3 separate regions of the Homo sapiens genome follow, and all the other regions are linked to region 3. A link is a contact called in ENCODE Hi-C or POLR2A ChIA-PET data. All regions are on one chromosome and are shown on one strand. Each heading gives the region's core, a stretch centred on a gene start or an enhancer-like site at or near the end of the contact. The rest is flanking DNA. Distances are from core to core; before and after follow the strand shown.

Region 1 (2,700 bases), core at 32-2,531, 180 kb before region 3:
GTGACAGAGTGAGACTGTGTCTCAAAAACAAAACAAAACAAAAACCGTGGGGAATTTTTTTTTAAAGTGTGAAAAAAAATAGAAAACTACATTTCTTGTGATCTTGTATCAGACACCTTCAAGCTTACCTGAAAGTTTGAATCAAAACAAAATAACAAAGTGTGCCTTTTATATAACTTGTCTCGTTGTGAAGACCCATCTGCTTTTTTCTCTGGTGAAGACAGGTTTTCTGAAACACACAGTGTTGAGTCTTTCCCATCCCTCAACAATTACTGGATTATTAGCTAAATAAGCATTCTCCAGCAGATCTAAATCTGACACAACAAGAATGCACGTTTCTTTGGCTCTGAACAGCATTTTATCTTTTGAAAACCACCTTCACGTGAGTGATACTCAGAATCCCATTTTACAGTTGAGTAAAAGCTCAAACTCATTTGTTTCTGATAAAACATTCTGGAGGTCTCCTTGCAAATTTTTCTGGTTCATTATGCCTCCCTTTATCCTCCATAAGATAATAGTTCATAGCCTATAGTCCCAGCTACTCAGGAGGCTTGAGCCCAGGAGTTCAAAGCCAGTCTGGGCAACATGGTGAGACTATGTCTCTAAAAAATAATTTAAAAAAAGATAGCCAGGCAGGGTGGCTCATGCCTGTAATCCCAGAACTTTGGGAGGCTGAGGTGGGCAGATCACGAGGTCAGGAGTTCGAGACCAGCCTGACCAACATGGTGAAACCCTGTCTCTACTAAAAATACAAAAATTAGCTGGGAATGGTGGTGGGTGCCTGTAATCCCAGCTACTCAGGAGGCTGAGGCAGGATAATTGCTTGAACCCGGGAGGCGGAGGTTGCAGTGAGCCGAGATTGTGCTGCTGCACTGCAGCCTGGGCAACAGAGCGAGACTCCATCTAAAAAAATAAAATAAAATAAAGAGATAATAATTGGTCGCTAAGAGGGAAGGAAGGAAAGCAGGACTCCTCAGACTCCAAAACTATCAACGTGTTATAACATTTTGCATTTTCAGTTGTTTTAGAGGTGGATAAGAATAACCTTTAAGTCCACATAAGAATCACAAAATGTTCTGTTGAGATTTCCCCAATTATTTATTTATTTATTTATTTTTGAGATGGATTTTCGCTCTTGTTGTCTAAGGCGTTAGGTGTGTGAGCTACACACCGAATCATGAGATACATGGCATGCAGTGATGTCAGCACAGCCAACAGGAAGTGTTTGTGGAGAGTAGCGCCCTATCCCTTTCTTCACTTGCTTCCCTTTTTCTCGTTTTTCTATCTCATGAGTTCCATTCTCTGGGCAATAGGAAATTGAGAGGGAAGTGGGGTGACTCAGTACAGTTAGTTTCTTTTGGCTTTCTTTGAAGCCGCCCTGCTTCTTGCAATAGCCCCTTCTTTTCTAACAGATCTGGGTCAAGTTTAACTAGCACAGGTTTAGCTACTGTCTCCAGAGTGAAGCTTGGGATGGACAAGGGGAGGGGGAATGGGCATCAAAGTAGGAAATTGAGTGGGAAGTGGGGGACAAAGTACAGTCAATTTCTTTGGGTCAGTGGAGGATAAAAGTTGCTTCTTTCCTGCCCTAAGAAATATCCAGAATGCTTATCTCTTGCCTTTAGTCATTTTACCCTAACCCAATTAGGGTTAGCATTAGGGCTAAGGTTAGGGTTAGCCTTAGGGTCAGCCTTAGCCTTCCATTTGGACAAAATCTGCCATTTGGCCGGGCGCAGTGGCTCATGCCGGTAGTCCCAGCACTTTGGGAGGTGAGGAGGGCAGATTTCTTGAGGCCAGGAGTTCGAGAACAGACTGGCCAACATGGCGAAACCCCATCTCTACGAAAATACAAAAATTATCTGCGTGTGGTGGTGCACACCTGTAATCCCAGTTACTTGGGAGGCTGAGGCAGGAGAATCACTTGAACCTGGTAGGCGGAGTTTGCAGTGAGCCAAGATCACGCCACTGTACTCCAGTCTGCACGACAGAGTGAGACTACAGCTCAAATAATAATAATAATGATAATAATAATAATAATAATAATAATAATAAAAATAGTGTGAACCCGGGAGGTGGAGCTTGCAGTCAGCCAAGATCGTGCCACTGCACTCCAGCCTGGGCAACAGAGTGAGACTCCGTCTCAAAAATAAATAAATAAATAAAATAAAAATAAAAATAAAAATAAAAATAATATAAATATGAAAATAAAGTTCTGCTTTAGCTGTGTGCCACCGATTTTGACATATATTACATTCATTATCCAGTTCTATTGAGTCATTTAGCAATATTTCTTACAATATTTCAATCAGCTTCCAAATATTTTAAAAATCTACCTCTTAAAAATTAATTTCTGGCTGGCGTGGTGGCTCACGCTTATAATCCCAACACTTTGGGAAGCTGAGGCAGGCAGATCACCTAAGGTCAAGAGTTCGAGTCCAGCCTGGCCAACATGGCGAAACCCTGTCTCTACTAAAAATACAAAAATTAGCCGGGCATGGTGGCAGGCGTCTGTAATCCCAGCTACTCGGGAGGCTGAGGTAGGGAGAATTGCTTGAACCCAGGAGGTGGAGGTTTCAGCGAGCCGAGATTGCACCACTGCACTCCAGCCCTGGCGACAGAGCGAGACTCTGTCTCAAATGAAAAAAAAAAAAAAAGAAAAAAAAGAAAATGAATTTCTAATTTCCTTGAAATGTGGTTAGAGAA
Region 2 (2,700 bases), core at 16-2,515, 240 kb before region 3:
ACCCCTGTAATCCCAGCGCTTTGGGAGTCCGAGCGGGTGGATCACCTGAGCTCAGGAGTTTGAGACCAGCCTGGGCAGCATAGCGAAACCCCGTCTCTACTAAAAATACAAAAATTAGCTGGGCATGGGGGTGTGCACCTATAATCTTGGCTACTCGGGAGGCTGAGGCACGAGAATCACTTGAACCTGAGAGGCGGAGGTTGCAGTGAGCCAAGATGGCGCCACTGCATTCCAGCCTGGGCAACAAAGTGAGACTGTCTCAAAAAAAAAAAAAAAAAAAATTGGCTTTGACTCTGAGAGTGATGGAAGCCATTGGGGGGTTTGAGCTGACGGGTGGAATGAGAATAAAGAGAACATGGTCCAAGCCTCAAAGAAGAGTTTCGTGATCTGCTTGAGCTGGGCAGCTGCAGGGATAGTTTTTCACAACTCGAGGTGGCAGTTGCAGAAAGCCATGCTAATTTGGGGTATGTGATTCCAGTGGTTTTGAAAATCCTGACACGGTTATATTTTACTTTCCAGCCACAGCCGTGTGAGACTGAGACAGACAGGGCAGTGCATGAGGCCGGGTAGTAGGTATCAGAAAGGGTCTGCAGCTACAGGCCTGACATGCAAAGGGCAGAAAACTCAGTCCAGGTGCGGTGGCTCATGCCTGTAACCCCAGCACTTGGGAGGCTGAGGTGGGAGGATTGCTTGAGGCCAGGAGTTTGAGGCTGCAGTGAGCTATGATTGTGCCACTGCACTCTAGCCTGGGCGACAGAGTAAGACCCTGTCTCAATAAAACAAAAAAAGGTGGAGGAGGGGGCTGGGTGTGGTGGCTCATGCCTGTAATCTCAGCACTTTGGGAGGCCAAGGCAGGTGGATCCCCTGAGGTCAGGAGTTCGAGACCAACCTAACCAACATGGTGAAACCATGTTTCTGCTAAAAATACAAAATTAGCCAGATGTGGTGGCACATGCCTGTAATCTCAGCTACTTGGGAGGGTGAAGCAGGAGAATCACTTCAACCTGGGAAGCGGAGGTTGCAGTGAACCGAGATCGTGCCATTGCACTCCAGTCTGGGTGACAGAGCTAGACTTTGTCTCAAAAAAAAAAAAAAAAAAAAGTAGAAAACTCGATCTCTATTTCTAGAGGTTAAAAAATTCCCACCCACTGCTCAGCCCCAAAAGTGGTTGAACTGTTAGCGACTGAAAATAGACCTGTTTCAACAGGCCACCCTCCCTCATGCCACCTGATTTATGGTGCTTGGGTGGGTGGGAGGATGGTGCAGAAATTCATGAAGCTTGCAAGTGAAGACTTAAATAACCAAGGCAGGAAAGGCCAGAGCTGAGGGGGCCAGCGCTGGGTTGTCTGTAGAAGCTGTACCTTAGCAGCATTGCCTTTGTTTTTAACTACAGCCTGAAGCAATAGCAAATCTGCCCTAACTCACACTGGTTGATGAAACTGAAGATGGGGAAGGCCTGGGAGAGTTCAGTTCTTTTCCTGATCAGAACCTTTAAGCCTTCTTTTTGTCTGAGTAGCTTCCCTGTTCCCCTTGGCCACCTCAGCCCTTGGAGAGCTTTGAAACAACCCTTTGGTTTCATTTTTAAAAAATTTTTTTGCCTGTAACCCCAGCACTTTGGGAGGCCGAGGTGGGTGGATCACCTGATGTCAGAAGTTCGAGACCAGCCTGACCAATACGGTGAAACCCCATCTTTACTAAAAATACAAAAAATTAGCCGGGTGTGGTGGCAGGTGCCTGTAGTCCCAGCTACTCGGGAGGCTGAGGCAGAAGAATCGCTTGAACCCAGGAGGCAGAGGTTGCAGTGAGCCAAGATCGTGCCACTGCACTCCAGCCTGGGCAACAGAGCAAGACTCCATTTCAAAAAAAAAAAAAAAGTTTTTTTAATTTTTGTGGGTACATGGTAGGTGGATATAGTCATAGGTTACATGAGATGTTTTAATACCGGCATGCAGTGCATAATAATCCCATCATGGAAAATGGGGTATCCCCTCTGGTTTCTATTACATGCTCATCTCATTGTGGGTGTATGATTCCAGAACAACAAGCAACCCCAGAGTCATCCTCCACTGGATTTTGAAATCGACTGTGCTCTTTTTTTTTTTAACTTCCTAAAGTACAGCCTTGTATTCCAATTTATGCTTGTCATAGCAGAATCAAATTAAATAACTATACCACGTGACCCAGAAATTCCACTCCTAGGTATATACCCAAAAGAACCAAAAACAGATATCCACACATGAACATATCCATGTACACGAACGTTCATTGCAGCACTTCCCAACAGCCAAAGAGTAGAAACAGTCCATATGCCCCTCAACAGATGAATGGACAAAGAAAATGTGGTCTATCCATACAATGGAATATTATTCAGCCATTAAAGGGAATGAAGCACTGATCCATGCACCAGTGTGGATGAACCTTAAAAACGTGCTAATGATGCTAAGTGAAAGAAGCCAGACACAAAAGGCCACATAGTGTACAATTCCATTTATATGAAATGTCCAGAACAGGCAAATCTATAGAGACAGGAAACAGATTGGTGGTGGCCAGGGGATTGAGGGAGGGAAGAATAGGGAGTGACTGCTAATGGGTATGAGGTTTTCTTTTGAGGTGATGAGAATGTTCTGGAACTAGATAGTTGTGATGATTGCCCAAAATTGTGAATATACTAAATGCCACTCAATTGCACGCTTTAAAATG
Region 3 (2,700 bases), core at 149-2,648:
CTTATGTGGACTTTGTCTTTTCTCGTTGCCACAACCTCTTTTAATGTGCCTATAGTCCACTATAGCATGCATATCTCAAATTGCAATTCCTTGCAATTCTGGAATAAACGCTTTATTTTGGAGAGTCAGTCTCTCTGTTATTTATTTTATGGTGTCAATTTTAACATATGAATTTTGGAGGAACACATTCAGACCATATCAGTCACCTTCCTCTTCTTTGAAATAGAAAAAGCTCAAGGCCAGAGAGTTTATTTTAGTAAAGTTTTGACATACCTGTCTTCAAAGATAAAACATGAAACAGCATTCCACACACAAAAGTAAAGTGATTTTGTTCATCCTTCACTGTGAGGTATTTTAACCACAGAGATTCTAATTTTTTGGTCTTGGATGGGTCCTGGGAGTCAGTATTGCCTGGCTAATTTTTGTATTTTTAGTAGAGATGGGGTTTCACCATGTTGGTCAGGCTAGTCTCGAACTCCTGACCTCATGATCTGCCCGCCTCGGCCTCACAAAGTGTTGGGATTACAGATGTGAGCCACCGTGCCCGGACAGGATTCTGCATTTCTCTTTTTTTTTTTTCGAGACAGAGTCTCAGTCTGTTGCCCAGGCTGGAGTGCAGTGGCACGATCTTGGCTCACCTCAACCTCCACCTCCCAGGTTCAAGTGATTTTCCTGCCTCAGCCTCCTGAGTAGCTGGGACTACAGGTGCGTGCCACCATGCCCAGCTAATTTTTGTATTTTTAGTAGAGATGGGGTTTCACTATGTTGGCCAGGCTGGTCTCGAACTCCTGACCTTGTGATCTGCCTGCCTCAGCCCCCCAAAGTGTTGGGATTACAGGCGTGAGCCACCGTGCCCAGCCTGGATTCTGCATTTCTAACGAGCTCCCAGGTGTTACCAATGCTGCTGGCTCATGGACTACACTCTTAAGTAGTAAGGCCCTAGGCTATTAAAGGAAATACAGATTCCTGGATTCCACCTATCAGAGATTCTGATTCTGTTAGTATTTTCTGTGAGACCCAAAAGTCTGCAGTTTAACCAGCTCTCTAAGGTGTTTCTTAGGCCCAGCTGGACTGGGAAATTACTAGAATAAATGACATGGAATCAAAACCTGGGAACTAATCCTGGGTCTGTCATTAACTCCTTAGGAGATTCCCATCCCCTCTGGAGATCTGTCATCAAGAAATGATTGGAGAAGTTAATCTCTTAGGCCCTTCTAGCTCTTGCCTTTGAGAACCGCCCACCTCCCCATTCCCACCTGGTATCCCCAACCCAGTACAGTTCATGGCCAATGGCGGTCCAAGTCTTGGAACTACAATCCCCACAATGCCTCGCGCCTCTCCTCTCACGTGACGTCATGAAGGAGGCTTGATAACGGCGGTGTTCTCCACAATCCTTTGCGGTGGTTCAAGATGGCGGCGCCCAGTGGCACAGTGAGCGATTCGGAAAGTAGTAACAGCAGTAGCGATGCGGAGGAGCTGGAGCGGTGCCGCGAGGCGGCAATGCCGGCTTGGGGCTTGGAGCAACGCCCGCACGTGGCAGGGAAGCCAAGAGCCGGTAGGGTACTATGTTTGGGGAGACTGGCTGAGGGGCGTGGGATCTTCCCCTGGAGCCTGAGAGGATGGATGGTGAGGAGAGAGTCACTGGGACTCGGCTTCCTTCCCCGAGAGACCTCCAGGGACTGGGTGTAGTGCAGATTGAAAGCATGGGCAGGTGCAGTAGGGAGGGTATTTCATTATTCCAGTCGGGGAAGCTGAGGTACCCAAATGTCTTTTGATTCTGCCTCCTTGGGTCTATCCTCACTGCCCCACACTGGGAAGGCTGCCGTCTCTTCGAGATAACTGCAACAGCCCCCTCCCGGTATTCTCGCACCCAGCCTTTCCCCACCTCCAACACATTCTCCCACCCTGGAGGTTGTTGCCAAGAGCAGTGCCCAGCACATCACTCTGACCGTGACTCCCTAGTGCCCTGGGAATAAATACAGAGCCCCGCAACATCAAGGGGCCTAATCATGGATAGAACCCAAGGGTTCTTGAATTTGGAATGAAAACATGTTGCATCTTTGCTTTCTATTCATCTCTGACTGAATTTTAGCATCTCTTTCCGTCTTGCAAGCACTAAGCCACAGTAGTTCTGGCAATGCCGTTACTTTATCCCAACAGAAGTCACAGATTTTCATATCTCATTACAATCTTTGCAGATACAGATATCAATATATCATTTTATTGATAAAAAGATATTGGGGAAAAAAGTCATTTACACTCATCCCTGATTTAAAATGTGCCACTCTAATTTTTAGACCCATCTCTATATCTAAGATGTAAGAAGCACATACATCACAAGTTTGGTTGTTTACTATCATGATAATTAAATTTCGGTATCATTGGTTTTCTTTGTAATCCTGTATGTTGCATTTCATGCATTTAAAACATTGCTCTGAGAAGAGAACCGGGCTTCACCAGGCTGTTAGAGAAGGCTATGGCAAAGCAAGGTTAAGAACCGCTGGATTTGTTTAAAAGGACTTACAAGCCCTTTGGTGATCCATTGCCTTCCTCTCCCTTCCTTCCCTCCTGCCATACTGCACTTCCTGTAGGTAGCTTCCAGACCATAGTCTGCCCCTCTCACCCCCTAGTACCATAACCACAGTTTTCTCTGCAAGTTCTATTTACAGATCTGCCTTTCCATCTCATTAGCGGTGGGAA

Evidence for each region. Hi-C counts contacts between places; a loop is a spot of excess contacts on that map. ChIA-PET counts read pairs that join two places held with the same protein, here RNA polymerase II (POLR2A). Pooled maps may share reads with other maps.
Region 1: a pooled map shows a loop between it and region 3 (2.6-fold over the local background). The contact joins the enhancer-like site here to the promoter of C12orf43 in region 3. A Hi-C loop is called at or near these places in 3 of 37 single-sample maps with no recorded cell type and 3 of 50 pooled maps. POLR2A ChIA-PET finds 5 or more read pairs at or near these places in 1 of 52 experiments (Caco-2).
Region 2: a pooled map shows a loop between it and region 3 (2.2-fold over the local background). The contact joins the enhancer-like site here to the promoter of C12orf43 in region 3. A Hi-C loop is called at or near these places in 1 of 168 maps with a recorded cell type or tissue (CD8-positive, alpha-beta T cell) and 6 of 50 pooled maps. POLR2A ChIA-PET finds 5 or more read pairs at or near these places in 2 of 52 experiments (activated CD4-positive, alpha-beta T cell and endothelial cell of umbilical vein).

Annotation. Positions count from the first base shown.
Region 1 is chr12:121,195,637-121,198,336 of GRCh38, reverse strand. The region is part of intron 2 of LOC105370032 (a long non-coding RNA gene); the gene reads left to right. Among named protein-coding and RNA genes, the nearest start is that of P2RX4, 13 kb to the left of the region's middle. Within about 2 kb of position 1,281, at least 2 of the 41 ENCODE cell types and tissues checked have a DNase peak (open chromatin) inside an H3K27ac peak, as active enhancers do.
Region 2 is chr12:121,256,424-121,259,123 of GRCh38, reverse strand. All of the region lies in intron 7 of CAMKK2 (calcium/calmodulin dependent protein kinase kinase 2), which reads left to right. Among named protein-coding and RNA genes, the nearest start is that of CAMKK2, 39 kb to the left of the region's middle. Within about 2 kb of position 1,265, at least 2 of the 41 ENCODE cell types and tissues checked have a DNase peak (open chromatin) inside an H3K27ac peak, as active enhancers do.
Region 3 is chr12:121,015,185-121,017,884 of GRCh38, reverse strand. C12orf43 (chromosome 12 open reading frame 43) reads left to right here and starts at 1,398. Exons shown (of 6, transcript NM_022895.3): 1 at 1,398-1,555. The coding sequence starts at 1,411. It also overlaps a transcript of OASL not described here. RefSeq lists a silencer at 1,302-1,495 and enhancers at 1,223-1,732, 1,704-2,219.